Regions from separate parts of the Homo sapiens genome. Here region 1 is linked to region 2. Evidence: chromatin contacts called from ENCODE Hi-C or POLR2A ChIA-PET data. All regions are on one chromosome and are shown on one strand. Each heading gives the region's core, a stretch centred on a gene start or an enhancer-like site at or near the end of the contact. The rest is flanking DNA. Distances are from core to core; before and after follow the strand shown. Region 1 overlaps ZNF532 (zinc finger protein 532). Region 2 holds the start of LINC03110 (long intergenic non-protein coding RNA 3110).

Region 1 (7,121 bases), core at 3,144-5,643, 230 kb before region 2:
CCTTCTGTCACTCTATCCATCAAGATACTATATATTCTTGATTTCACAGTAAACCAGCCTTGCTTATGGGTGAGTGGGGGCTGGTATTTTAGCACTTTTACTTTCATTTTCCTAAAGGATCTTGGCCTGAAGGAAATGTTCTATTCCAAATAATAAACTACTTCCCCCAACTCAAGGTAAATGTGAACCCAGGAGTTTATCCAGCTTTAGGAGGGAGGGCAGACTGGCATAGGCTGGCACTTAGTATCACACCAGGGTGGGAAAGAGGATGGCACGTTCAACAACAAAACGAGGACTGGTCAGAACAGAGAAGGTTAACCAACTTTCTAAGAGATCCTCAGTCAAACTCATTATAAATAAATTCCTATTTTAGGTAAAAAGCTTAAAACACATGCAAGAACACAGACCAACACTAACAGTAAAAAGTCTTTTTAATCACACTTACAAAGCATGATCCATTTTACCTGATTTTTTTAAATGTTCGTAAGTACAAGCGTCCCAGGTTTCATTCATTCATTTTTGAGACAGTTTCTCTGTGTCACCCAGACTGGAGTGCAGTGACATGATCTCGGCTCACTGCAACCTCTGCCTCCTGGGTTCAGGTGATTCTCATGCCTCAGCCACCCAAGTAGCTGGGATGACAGGCATGCGCCATGATGCCCAGCTAATTTTTGTATTTTTAGTAGAGATAGGGTTTCGCCATGTTGGCCAAGCTTGTCTCAAACTCCTGGCCTCAAGTGATCTACCCACCTCAGCCTCCGAAAGTGCTGGGATTACAGGCGTGAGCCACCAGGCCAGGCCTCCAGGTTCCTTTTAAGAGGAAAGAGAGAGGCCGGGCGCAGTGGCTCATGCCTGTGATCCCAGCACTTTGGGAGGCCGAGGCAGGCAGATCACAAGATCAAGGGATCGAGACCATCCTGGCTAACATGGTGAAATCCCGTCTCTACTAAAAATTACAAAAAATTAGCCAGGCATGGTGGCGCACGTGTGTAGTCCTAGCTACTCGGGAGGCTGAGGCAGGAGAATCGCTTGAACCCAGTTAGCCCGATACGGTGGCATGCGTGTAGTTCCTGCTACTCAGGAGGCTGAGGTGGGAGGATCACTTGAACCCGGGAGGTCAAGGCTGCAGTGAGCTATGATAGCATCACTGCACCCCAGCCTGGATGACAGAGGCCCCATATCTAAAAAAATAGTTTAAGAAGGAAAAAAAAAAAGGAAGGAGAGGAACCATTTACCTACCGGGAAGAAGAGGTAAAGAGGTCTGAGGAAGAGGAAGAGGTGGAGTGGGGGAGGAGGAAGAAGAAGCTAGAGGGCAGGATGGAGAAAAAGAAGGGGAGAGGGAACAGACTGGGCATACAGTCATATTACAGTGACTGGTGAGAATACAGGTAGTACTTAATAAGTAATTCACATATCCTTCCTTACTTTTTAAATTTCTCAAAAAAAAAAAAAAATGGGCGGCAGTTAGTGCAAGGACAGAGGGAAAAGAATTCCTGTAACAGAGCAATGCGGGGTCATTGGGATTTTGGCAAGGAGATACCAGGTACAGTTTAAGGTTTAAAAAAAAGAAACCCAGAAGTCATTAAGGAGATAATGATGGAACCACCTTTATATCAAAAAAAGAATAAGGATCAAACTGGAGTCAAAGACACAATAATGGCCCTCTGGGTAGAAGAAGAGCAAATATTTAGATAAACCCAGTTGTAACAGTTAAGTACTAACCAGGGTACTTAATTTTACTTAAGAGTTATATATATACGTGTATATATATATATGTATGTGTGTGTATATATATATAACTCATATATATATATATTTTTCCTCCCCAGGCTGGAGTGCAGTGTCAAAATCTCGGCTCACTGCAACCCCCACCTCCTGAGTTCAAGTGATTCTCCTGCCTCAGCCTCCCAAGTAGCTGGGATTACAAGTGTGTGCCACCATGCCCAGCTAATTTTTTTTTTTCTTTTTTAAACACAGTCTCACCATCTCCTAGGCTGGAGTGCAGTGGCGCGATCTTGGCTTACCACAACCTCCACCTCCCGGGTTCAAACGATTCTCCTGCCTCAGCCTCCTGAGTAGCTGGGACTATACAGGTGCATGCCACCACACCTGGCTAATTTTTTATTTTTAGTAGAGGCAGGGTTTCACCATGTTGGCCAGGTTGGTCTCAAACTCCTGACCTCAGGTGATCCTGCCTTGGCCTCCCAAAGTGCTGGGATTACAGGCGTGAGCCACCGCGCCTAGCCAAATTTTGGGGTTTTTTTGTTTTTTGTTTTGAGATGGAATCACAGTCTGTCACCCAGGCTGGAGTGCAGTGGCGTGACCTCGGCTCACCGCAACCTCCACCCCCTGGGTTCAAGAGAGTCTTCTGCCTCAGCCTCCCGAGTAGCTGGGATAATTTTTGTATTTTTAGTAGAGAGGGGGTTTCACCATATTGGCCAGGCTGGTCTCAAACTCCTGACATCAAGTGATCCGCCTGTCTCAGCCTCCCAAAGTGCTGGGATTACAGGCATGAGCCACCACACCCGGCCAAGAGTTTGTATTTCTTAAACACCCACTCCACTTCTGGAAAAATATCCTTTTAAGTAGAAAGTACAAGTTAATATAAGTGCTGTTTTCTTACTAACTGTATTTTACAGAAAAAGTACAAGTACATGGATATGTGTTATATGGCTCAAGAAAGACAACCTGATAAATTTCAGGTACACCTGGAACAAGCATCCCTCTTTATTTGTGGCAGTTACCTGGAAACAGGAAGTGCCCAGGGAGGGTTTATTCACCTCTATCTAGCTAACTTCAGAGCTTTTTAACTCTATGTGTTAACTACTTAGGCATATATATCTAAAATGCTTGGAAAAGAGAGAGAAAGAAAATCACGGAAAGAGAAAACATGATTTGTAAGAGGTCTGGGGGAGAAGTACACTGAATATTCTAAATCTGAAATGCTCCAAAATCCTAAACTTTTTGAGTGCCAAATTAACACTCAAATGCTCATTTGGAACTTTCAAATTTTGGATTTTTAGATTTGAGATGTTCAACTGGTGAGTATAATGTAAATATTCCAAAATCTGGAACAAAAAAACCTAAATGCTGGTCCCAAGCATTACGGATAAGGGATACTCAGCCTGTATGAATTATATATATATATATATATATAAAATATATATATATAATATATATTATATATATATAAATTATATATATATAAATTATATATATAATTTATATATATAATTTTTTATATATATAAATTATATATATTTTATATATATATAAATTATATATATTAATTTTATATATATATAAAATATATATATATAATTTATATATATATATATATATATATATATAATTTTTTTTTTGCCTTCCTTGGAGACAGAGTTTCGCTCTTGTCGCTCAGGCTGGAGTGCAATGGTGTGATCTTGGCTCACTGCAACCTCCGCCTCCCAGGTTGAAGCGATTCTCCTGCCTCAGCCTCCCAAGTAGCTGGGGTTACAGGCGTGCGTCACCACACCCAGCTAATTTTTTGTATTTTTGTAGAGACAGGGTTTCACCATGTTGGCCAGGCTGCTCTTGACCTCCTGACCTCAGGTGATCCACCCACCTTGGCCTCCCAAAATGTTGGGATTACAGGCGTGAGCCACTGCACCCGGCCATATTTTCATTTCTGAAAAGAAAACTTACAAGAAAAATATCTGATTTTATATTTATAAAATTAGAAAACGTGACATTGTACATTCTAAGTGATTCTTTACTTTCACATGGAGTTAACGGATTTAATATTTGACTGATTTGCAGTTTGCTAAAATCACATGAAAGTTCCAAAATGTTCAATTTTCCTTTATTAATGAACTATCTAAAAGTTTTATACTGTCTGCCTATATAAAATAAAATACTCATGATGATTGTGGTTTATTATTCAACTGAGTAAATTCCTTTAAAATATATCAAGTTTTCATAATTTAGATTAGAGCATAATCCCAGAAAATCCTTAAAGATATGAAGTTCTGCTCCTTCCATTTTCTGAGAACTAGAATAGGAGAGTAGTTAGAAATAATTTATGAACGCAAAGCTCTAATCTAATAAAAAGATGTTTGGGGAGGGCTCCTTTAATTCCGCAGGAAAAGCCATTGGCATATTATTTCTGCTCCCCTCTGCCCCGGGGGACGCAGGGATAAAGCAGCTTTCACAAAGCCCGGCTGCCTCAGTCACTTCCTCAGGAAGTGGCACTGACCGCAGCTCGCCCCGACTCGGTGTGGTCTCCAGCCTTCAGATAGGCCCTAGGATTGGGAAGAGGACACTAACCACAACCAGCAATACTGCCTAGTCCTGCATGACGGTCCCTCCTGTGAGCGTGGGGGTTCTGTTTTGGTTTGTGGTTTTGTGTTAAGCCCAGGTGGAAGATGACAGGTCACACAATGATGCAGCAGACTACCCATTTTCTTTCTTCCCCTCTTCTCCCACCAGACCACCCAACTGACCCCAAACACATGAGAGGCAGAGGGCTGCATCACCCCGGAAATAAATATGCATCGAACAATAACCAAATTAAGCAACTCCAGCCAATTCACATGACCAGTGTTTTCCTTTTCTTGCTCAAAAGTCAAAAACAGAATTGTGCTGACTTGCTGTGAGCGTGAAGGTTCTTGAACAGTGGAATATCTACTTACTGAATATATAAAGCCTCCAAAAATACCTGCCCCATGTTTCTCTTCAGAAAACAAAATGTACATTTAAAGGGCAAGACTGCCCTCAGGTTAGCATTTCAAAACCGTGGTTCTGCACAGAAAAATTCAAACACAGAAGAGTTTACTAAATACCAAACCACTGCAGGAGACCAGAAGGCCTGGGTTCTGCCCAGGGCCCCTCGGGCCCCTACGCAACTGTGTTGCGGAATAAGCCACCTAACAAAGCTATCAGAACTCCATCATCTGCCTGTGTTCCCTCAGGGTGTTCTTCATTTCACCGCCAGAAAAGCCTTAGGAACCAGGTAATTTACCAGAGCTGACCATCCCTGCAGGTATCTGGTAAAGGACAAGTGAAAATGAGCTCTGGGCAGGGCTTGCCCAGGAACCTACTGAGATTACAAGCTAATGAAAGAACATCTCCAACTAAGGAGATTACTACAGGATAGTCTCTCTCTAATAGCATACCCACAACCAATAAATTCTAAAAATCCATATAGAAAAAAACCTACTCTTCCCCTAGTTATTCCTGAAGAAAAATGGGCAAGGCCTCTATGTGCTATATCTGGATGACATGTCATTGATCTCAGGGCATAGAGGCAATGTTTTAAACCACAGAAATAAAATCTCCCAAATTGAGGATCACATGTACAAAAACGTTTGGTGCACAGTTATTTGTAACATAGCAAAGCACTAGAAATCATGTACATATCCATGACAATGGTACATAAACGATTATGTAACAATCATGGTACATCCTTTATTTTTCAGATTGTGGTAAAAATACACATAGCATAAAATTTACCATGGTAACCATATCTAAATGCACAGTTCAACAGTGTTAAGTGCATTCACATCGTTTTTGGCACATTCCTTTTTTATGGAGTACCATGCCCTGATTAAAAGTGAGGTTAGAGTCACTGTAAGTACTGAAGTGGAACAATCAAGATTGAACATTAAGTTAAAAAAAAAAATCAGGTCACAAAACAATACATACACTACCTTAAAATAAAATAAGCATACGTTTTTATATTTAAGCATATAGACACGTAAAATTCCTAGATACATAAAATTGAATGAAAGGACCAGGTGCAGTGGCTCACGCCTGTAATCTCAGCACTTTGGGAGGCCAAGGCAGGAGGATCACTTGAGGCCAGGAGTTCGAGACCAGCCTGGCCAATGTGGTGAAACCCTGTCTCTACTAAAAAAAAATACAAAAATTAGCTGGGCATGGTGGCACACACCTGTAGTCCCAGCTACTCAGGAGGCTGAGGCAGGAGAATTGCTTGAACCTGGGAGGCGGAGGCTGCAGAGAGCTGAGATGGCGCCACTACACACCAGCTGCGATGACAGAACGAGACTCCGTCTCAAAAAAAAATAAAGAAATAAAGTAAAATTCATAGAAAGGCTCAGAAGGATGCCACCACAGATCCTGACCCCCAGCTTTAAAAGGCTATGAAACGGGGTGAGGGAAATTTTGAGCTTTTACTCTCTACTTCCAACTTTTTTTTTTTTTTGAGACATTGTCTCGACCCAGGCTGGAGTACGATGATGCGATTTCGGCTCACTGCAACCTCCGCCTCCCGGGTTCCAGTGATTCTCCTGCCTCAGCCTCCTGAGTAGCTGGGATTACAGGTGCCTGCCACCACACCCAGCTAATTTTTGTGTTTTTGTAGAAACGGAGTTTCACCATGTTGGCCAGGCTGCTCTCAATCTACTGACCTCAAGTAATTCACCCTCCTCGGCCTCCCAAAATGCTGGGATTACAGGCATGAGCCACCATGCCCAGTCCAACTGTATTCTTCTAACACTAAAAAGAATTTTTTCAAAATTCATCCACATAAGTGTAGGTTTGCATTTTCAAAATCTCATTATGTGCACAAAAGGCAGGAGGTGGAAATTTAAATTTCCTACAAACTTTGAAGGTCATAATGTATATCTGTAAATGAAGATAATAATAAATTTCCTACAATCATCAATCCTGGCAATTCTGTCAAAGGTACTTTTGTACAAGCTCTGTTTTCCACTGGCTATACGTTCTTTTAACTAAAAAAAACAAAAACAAAAAAACACCCAGCTGAGCGCTGTGGCTCATGCCTGTAATTCCAGCACTTTGGGAGGCTGAAGCGGGCAGATCACCTGAGGTCGGGAGTTCGAGACCAGCCTGACCAACATGCAGAAACTCCGTCTCTACTAAAAATATAAAAATTAGCCAGGCGTGGTGGCACATGCCTGCAATCCCAGCTACTCGGAAGGCTGAGGCAAGAGAATCGCTTGAACCCAGGAGGCGGAGGCTGCGGTGAGCCGTGATCATGCCACTGAACTCTAACCTAGGTAACAAGAGTGAAACTCCATCTCAAAAAAAAAAGAAAAAAAAAAAAAAACCCTTGTACTGGTAGCTTACTGATTCATCAGTGAGTTTATAGAAATACTGAA
Region 2 (7,862 bases), core at 536-3,035:
CATTAGGACTTCTTTATTGTTGATGTGTGTAGTTCAGTAGTTTTCTGGAGACTTTTGTCAAAGAGCCTATGGATGAGCAAAGAGCAAAGAGAAATAATTTTCCAGGATTAGGAATGGTGGGTGCAGAGAGTTAAAGGAATCTTTGTGAAGACTGATTATGAAGGCATGATTCTTTCTGCATAATAAATTGTGTACTTTATTATTATTAGTTTAAATGTGACAACCATGATCATTCTCGGTTAATATCGACATTACCCTTTGCAGGTAAGCACACTCAGGTAGAAAGGTGGTTAAATACTGTATTACATACCTCCAAGGATGACCTGTTCTCAGTCCTCTGGGATTTCTGATAGAGGGAGTTTAGCAGACTCTTCACAAACTGTTAGGTGCCAAGAATTGATTCAAAGCTCCTGATCACTGGGCTGTTCATTCAGAGTGTGGGAGTTCCTTGGTGTGGTACACTGTAGACACATTTAAACAGAGGGCAGCGTGGACTGGATGTTCTCTGAGGTCCCTTTACTTCCGAGGTTCTAAGTAGTAAGGGACTTTGGATAAGGGAGAAACTTAAAAAAGTTACAGTGGCTGAAGAAAGCCTAAGAGAAAAGTAGGGGCCTAAATTGTACCTGAAGGCTGGGCAGAGTTGGAAGGACATATTAGTTCCTCCAGACAGGAGAACATATGATCAAAGACTACCTGTGGACAATTATCACAGATCAAAGACTAGCTGGGGACAATGATCACAGTGACTGCAGGATGGTGGAATACTTATGAAGCAAATAATATGTAAATAAGATTTATTTGTGTCAGGGAGGGGGCAGCATTTAAATAACCGGCAGTTGAAAATTGTACCATATTAGTTATATGTCTAAAATTAGATGTTCAGAATAAACAGCTATTTCAGAAGAATGGACACAGTATTAAATTAAAATACAAGTAAGATTTATTTGTTGGAGGAAGTGGGAGAGGAAGGTACATGTTCAGTTGACTCAACAGTTTAAATCATACCTAAGACATTTACATATCAGCTATATGCTAATCCTTATATGATAATTAGTAATTAAATTCATTTTGCAAAAACATCAGTGAAAGCTTTGCTGTGAAACAGTTTTGTAGGAGGCTAGTTGAAATTATTGTTAAATGCCTATTTGAAAGGGCAATTAGTTAGACTATTCTGTAGTTCAAGCTTTTCACTAAGTGACTTAGTGAGTTATACTTAATGAAGTTCTGTTATATATAGATCAGAGGTCCGAAGCTCTTGGAAATTCTTATATTTTAATAAAGTAAGCAGTCAAGAACTGTTTAATGATAATAAGAGTAGCTTGACACAGATACATATTTAGTCACCTGTTTAACAATCACAGAATATCAACCCTAAAGAGCACCTTAGCTGACCTAGGCCAAGACCTTCAGCATCAGACAGTCTTGTAGCCTGGAGAGATTTTTCTCTGTCTCTTCCTAAACCTCTACTATAGTGGTTCTTAAAGTGTGGTCCTGCCTCAGCAACATCAGGGACCTTTTGAAAAATGTAAATTCTGGCTGGGTGTGGTGGCTCACACCTGTAATCCCAGCACTTTGGGAGGCTGAGGTGGGCTGATCACTTGAGGTCAGGAGTTTGAGACCAGCCTGGCCAACATGACGAAACCCTGTCTCTACCAAAAATATAAAAAATTAGCCGGGTATGGCAGCACGCACCTGTAATCCCAGCTACTTGGGAGGCTGAGCCAGGAGAATTGCTTGAACCCGGCAGGCAGAGGTTGCAGTGAGTCGAGATCTTGCCACTGTACTCCAGCCTGGGTGACAGAGCGAGACTCCATCTCAAAAAAAAAAAAAAAAAAAAAGAGTTAAAAACATGCAAATTCTTAGGCCCCACCTCTGATCCCCTGATCGACTGAATCGAAACTCTGGGGTGGACCCAACAATATGTAGCTTAGTAAGCCCTCCAGGTGATCCTGATCCACACTGGGGTTTGAGAACTGTTTCCCCACACTACAGCTTCAAAATATCTTGAGGAAATAACTTCTCTTAGATCACTCTTAGCCACACAGAGAAATACTTCCTGTTTTATGTCTAAATTTATCTTCCTAAAGCTTTGAAGGGTGGAGCACACTATCTTCAGAAGTGTAGATACTTTTTTCACATTCCTTTATGGGCAACATGCTAGGGTGCATCTCAGCAGAAGGGTGGCCAAGCCTGGGAGGGGATGAAGACAGAGCTGGCACTAAGCAGGGACATGGGGAAACAAGGGCTGATCTTAGCCATTATTTGATTATTTGATAATCCAAGATTCACTCCAAAGAGGAGCACAGCATAGTCTGGTTCAGCACCTGGGTTTTTAAGACTAATAACACTGAGTCAGAGATTCACAAGGTTGTGGGGGGAATCTTTGGACCTAGGTAGTAGAGATAAAATGACGGGAATCATCTATACTGGCCAACATTGTTCTAGAAATTGTCTGAATAAAGCATAACAGAATAGAGAAGGGTCCAACCCTCTGGGGATATAGCATTGACAAGGAAAAAATGACCTCAGATGACTGGCTGCAATTTAGGGCAGGATTCTACTGCTCCCCTCCCCCTCATTTCTGCCAACCCAGCATTAGCTAAGAAATCCAGGGATCCAGGATGTACAAGTAATGAGGGCGGAAGGAGCACATAGGTGGTCCAACTGTGCTGCTGAGGTCTTCCCAGCACTGTTTGGGATCTGTTCCAGAGAAGGGAAGGACTGTGCAGATAGCTGGTGGCTACTGCTTTGTCTGCCTAGAGTGGAGTAGCACTCTGTTCTCAGGAATACTGCTTTCCACAGTGTGGTTTAATGGGATCCCCCAGTTTCTGACTGATCTGCTTCCCTAACTCAGTGATTGGCTACAGATAGGCATGTTCCCCAAATTCAGTCCTGAGACTTCTGACCTTCAACCAGATGGAAGATCTTGGGTTTGCTCAGGTGGCAAACCTGTGAGGTATGAGTCTGAGCTGTTCGGTGGCCATGTCCCACAGGCTGTGCAGAAGAAGCCAGTCTGTGGTGGGAGAGAGTGGCTGGTGCACTGAGAGAAGCAGAAACAAGAGACAGAGAAAGGGCGGGTGGTGTTCCAGTCCCAGGTGTGGTCAGTCCTGAGGTCCAGCTCATACCCACCTTTCCTGCAGTTCAGTTGGGTGAGCCTACAAATCTCCCTTTTCTGCCTAAGCCAAATTGTTCCTGTGGATACAGTGTCTAACTTCTTGTCATCTTTCTGAAGATGCTTTAACTGGCAAAGCATCCATCAGGGTTTTATTTTGGTTTTAGAGGTAATAATGATTATTTTATTTTATTTTCCCAGTGGATAAACAATCATCCTATGCTATTTTTTTATTGTGATGAAATATACAATACATAAGATTTTCCATTTTAACATTTTTTAGCGTGCAATTTAGTGGCATTAAGTACATTCACATTGTTGTGACATCACCATTCATCTCCAGAACTTTTTCATCTTCCCCAACTGAAACTCTATACCCATTAAACAATACCTCCCCATCTCAGGCAACCACCAGAGGATTTCTAGTCAAAAGTAGAATGGTGGTTTTATTTGCATTCTAATACTTCCCTGAGAACAGTTCTTGAGGCCTTTGAGACATTGGGCAGATTAACTTCAGGAGAGAGATGAGACTCCTAGGTTCCTTCCCATGGCTACACTTTTCCAATTGAAATTCACCAACTACTTTTCTATCTCGCCTCAGTAGTGTGAGCAACCTTAAGTTAAACAGGCAGGACTTGGAGGGTCTAATTATAATGCAATTTTACTTTTAACTCCCACTATTGCTTTAAATGTATTCTGTGGAATTAGTCTTTGTCCCACCCTCGATTAAATTTGGGACAATATGACTATTCCATTTATTCATGTGCAATAAAAAGGTCTTGCAATTAGTAATTAAAATGTCCAATCTTGGGTAATCATCACATAATCAAATCTAGGAGGCTCCTCCTTTCCCGAGCTCAGATGAGAAGCCTGCAGTGAGGAAGGAAGGAGGTAGGCTGTTTCCATGTGATTCCATCTAATGCTTTTACCTTTTTTTTTTCTTTCTGAGACGGAGTTTCACTCTTTTTGCCCAGGCTGGAGTGCAATGGTGCCATCTTGGCTCACTGCAACCTCCACCTCCCAGGTTCAAGTGATTCTCCTGCCTCAGCCTCCCAAGTAGCTGGGATTACAGGTGCCTGCCACCACGCCCGGCTAATTTTTTGTATTTTTAGTAGAGACGGGGTTTCACCATGTTGGCCAGGATGGTCTCGATCTCTTGACCTCGTGATCCGCCCACCTTGGCCTCCCAAAGTGCTGGGATTACAGGCATGAGCCACCACGCCCGGCCTGCTTTTACCTTTTCTTCTGCAGTTTGCCAAGTGTGGTTTCTGACCCTGCAAGCATAAACTGCAGGAAGGGAGAAGAGGTATGGGGTACAAGGAATGCTTACCTGGCTGGTACTGTTATGTTGAGCTAACAGGGGGCTCTAGAAACTTGGCAGATGTTTAGAGCTCTCTGGTGGCCATATTAATAGACACTTCTTCAAAGACCCAACCCTCATCACTGGGTATCTCTCGTTCCTAATTTCCCTAGCTGGGGCAAGTACAGCTCTATTTTGGATGGCCATTTCCTTCTTCTTCAGCTCTTAGGAACTTTAGATTATTTATGGCTTACCCTACTGAGGTTTTGCTGCCCCTCTAGGTAACCCCCAGAACAAGACCTAAATTGATCCTTTGTGCTAGCTCTTGCTTGCATGAGGCCCCCAAAGGGATTAACAGCCCACCAAAGTGGCATTAAAATTACTTCATAATGAAAACATGTGAACAATTAGCAGCCACAGAAAAATATTAAACTTAAGCAGAACCTGTCAGTCAAGAGTTTTGTGTCCTGCCAGAAGCTGACTTCATAAATCAAGGAGAAATAAACTCCTTCCCAGACAAGCAAATGCTGAGGGAATTTGTCACCACTAGATCAGCTGTACAGGAAATGCTCAAAGGGGTCTTAAACATGGAAGTGAAAGGTTAATTTTCACCATTATGAAAACACACAGAAATATAAAAGACACACAGAACTAAATGAAATAGAGATTTAAAAATACGAAGGACTGTTGAAATGAAAAGCGGTTCTTTGAAAAGGTAAACAAAAATGATAAACCACTAGCTAGACTAACAAAGAAGAGAGAAGATCCAAATAAACACAATCAGAAATGAAAAAGGAAACATTACGACTGAAACCACAGAAATACAAAAGATCATTAGAGACTATTACGAGTAGCTGCACACTCACCAACTAGAAAATCTAGAAAGTTCACAGTTCGTATAAAACAGCAACACAAAGGAGGAAAAGAAAGGAATCAAATGGCAACACAACAGAATTTCATCAAACCACAAAGACAAGGAAAGAAAAGAAACAAAGAATTTATAAAAACGACTTGAAAACAATCAGCAATTTGACAGGAACAAAGCCTCCTGTGTCAATATTAACCTTGAATATAAATGGATTAAACGTGCCACTTTAAAGGTAGAGTTTGGTAGAATGGATTTAAAAAACATGATCCAACTATATGCTGCCTACAATAAGTTCACCTTACCCATAAAAACACATAGACTAAAAGTAAAGAGGTGGAAAATGAGATTCCAAGTAAATGGAAATCAAAAGTGAGCAGGAATAGCTATGCTTATATCAGATAAAACAGACTTTAAACCAAAAACATAATATAATTTAAAAAAATGAAGGCCATTATATAATAATCAAGGGATCAATTCAGCAAGAGGATATAACAATTCTAAATATATATGCACCCAACATCAGAGCACCCAAATTCACAAAACAAATATTACTAGACCTAAAGAAAGATAGACAGCAATACAATAATAGCAGGGGATTTTAATACCCCACTCACAGCACTAGAGAAATCACAGAGACAGAACATTAACAAAGAAACATCGGACTTAAATTGGACTTTAGACCAAATAGACTTAACAGACATTTACAGAACATTCTGCCCCCAAACCACATACAACTACAAGGTGCATTCTTTTCATCAGTACATGGGATGTTCTCCAAGATAAACCACATGTTAGGCCACAAAACAAGTCTTAACAAATTTTTAAAAATCAGAATTAGATCAAGTATTTTCTCAGACCACAGTGGAATAAAGGTAGAAATCAATATCAAGAGGAACTTTGGAATCTATACAAATTAAACAACATGCGCCTGAACAATTGCTGGGTCAATGAATAAATGAAGACAGAAGTTAAAAATTTTTTTGAAAAGAATGAAAATGAAAACACATCATACCAAAACACGTGAGATACAGCAAAAGCAGCACCAGGTGAGAAGTTACATCAAAAAAGTAGAAAGATCACAAATTAATGATCTAATGTTACACCTCAAGGAACTAGAAAAACCAGAACAAACCAAACCCCAAAGTTAGTAGTAGAAAAGAAATAGCAAAGATTAGAGCAGAACTAAATGAAATAGAGATTTAAAAATACAAAGGATTATTGAAATGAAAAGTGGTTCTTTGAAAAGATAAACAAAAATGATAAACCACTAGCTAGACTAACAAAGAAGAGAGAAGATCCAAATAAACACAATCAGAAATGAAAAAGGAGACATTACAACTGAAACCACAGAAATACAAAAGCTCATTAGAGACTATTATGGGTAGCTGCACACTCACCAACTAGAAAATCTAGAGGAAATGGATAAATTCCTGGAAAAACATAACCTGCCAAGATTGAACGAGGAAGAAACAGAACACCTGGATTGATATAGTTTGGCTGTGTCCTCACCCAAAACTCATCTTGAGTTGTAGCTTCGACAATTCCCATGTGTTGTGGGAAGGACCCAGTGGGAGGTAATTGAATCATGGGGGCAGGTCTTTCCCATGCTGTTCTCGTGATAATGAATAAGTCTCATGAGATCTGATGGTTTTATAAAGGGGAGTTTCCCTGCATAAGTTCTCTTCTCTTGTCTGTTGGCATGTGATATGTGCCTTTCATCTTCTACCACGATTGTGAGGCCTCCCCAGCCACGTGGAACTGTGAGTTCATTAAATCTCTTTCTTTTGTAAATTTCCCAGTCTCAGGTATGTCTTTATCAGCAGCGTGAAAATGGATTAATACATGGATGGATCAATAACGGGCAGCAAAATTGAATTAGTAATAAAAAAAAAACCCCAAGGCAAAAAAAAAAAAAGTCTAGGACCAGATGGATTCATGGCCAAATTCTACCAAACATGCAAACAAGAACTAATACTGATCCTTTGGAAACTATTCTGAAAAATCAAGGAGGTGTATCACCCTGATACCCAAACCGGACAAGGACACAACAACAACAAAACCACAAACCAATATCTCCGATGAACGTAAACACAAAAATCCTCAACAAAATATTAGCAAATTGAATCCAGTAGCACATCAGAAACATAATACATGGCCGGGCGCGGTGGCTTACACCTGTAATCCCAGCACTTTAGGAGGCCGAGGCAGGCGGATCACGAGGTCAGGAGTTTGAGACCAAGCCTGACCAACATGGTGAACGAGGTCAGGAGTTCGAGACCAGCCTGACCAACATGGTGAAACCCTGTCTCTATTAAAAATACATAAAAAAAAAATTTGCCGGGCATGGTGGCGCATGCCTGTACTCCCAGCTACTCAGGAGGCTGAGGCAGGAGAATCGCTTGAACCCAGGAGGTGGAGGTTACAGTGAGCCGAGATCATGCCGCTGCACTCCAGTCCAGGTGACAGGGTGAAACTCCATCTCAAAAAAAACAAAAACAAAAACAAAAACAAACCCCATAATACACATAATCAGATGGGTTTTATCCCAGGGATGCAAGGAATGTTTAACATATGCAAATCAA

Evidence for each region. A loop is a pair of places that touch in the nucleus more often than their neighbours do. ChIA-PET counts read pairs that join two places held with the same protein, here RNA polymerase II (POLR2A). Pooled maps may share reads with other maps.
Region 1: a loop to region 2 is called in a pooled map, with 2.8 times the contacts of the local background. The contact joins the enhancer-like site here to the promoter of LINC03110 in region 2. A Hi-C loop is called at or near these places in 1 of 50 pooled maps. POLR2A ChIA-PET finds 5 or more read pairs at or near these places in 2 of 52 experiments (OCI-LY7 and activated B cell).

The regions. Positions count from the first base shown.
Region 1 is chr18:58,884,928-58,892,048 of GRCh38, reverse strand. The region is part of intron 2 of ZNF532 (zinc finger protein 532); the gene reads right to left. Among named protein-coding and RNA genes, the nearest start is that of ZNF532, 24 kb to the right of the region's middle. RefSeq lists enhancers at 1,732-2,232, 2,233-2,733. Within about 2 kb of position 4,393, at least 27 of the 41 ENCODE cell types and tissues checked have a DNase peak (open chromatin) inside an H3K27ac peak, as active enhancers do; they include OCI-LY7, where a contact is called at or near this core.
Region 2 is chr18:58,652,462-58,660,323 of GRCh38, reverse strand. LINC03110 (long intergenic non-protein coding RNA 3110) reads right to left here and starts at 1,785. Exons shown (of 4, transcript NR_187442.1): 1 at 1,693-1,785; 2 at 311-461.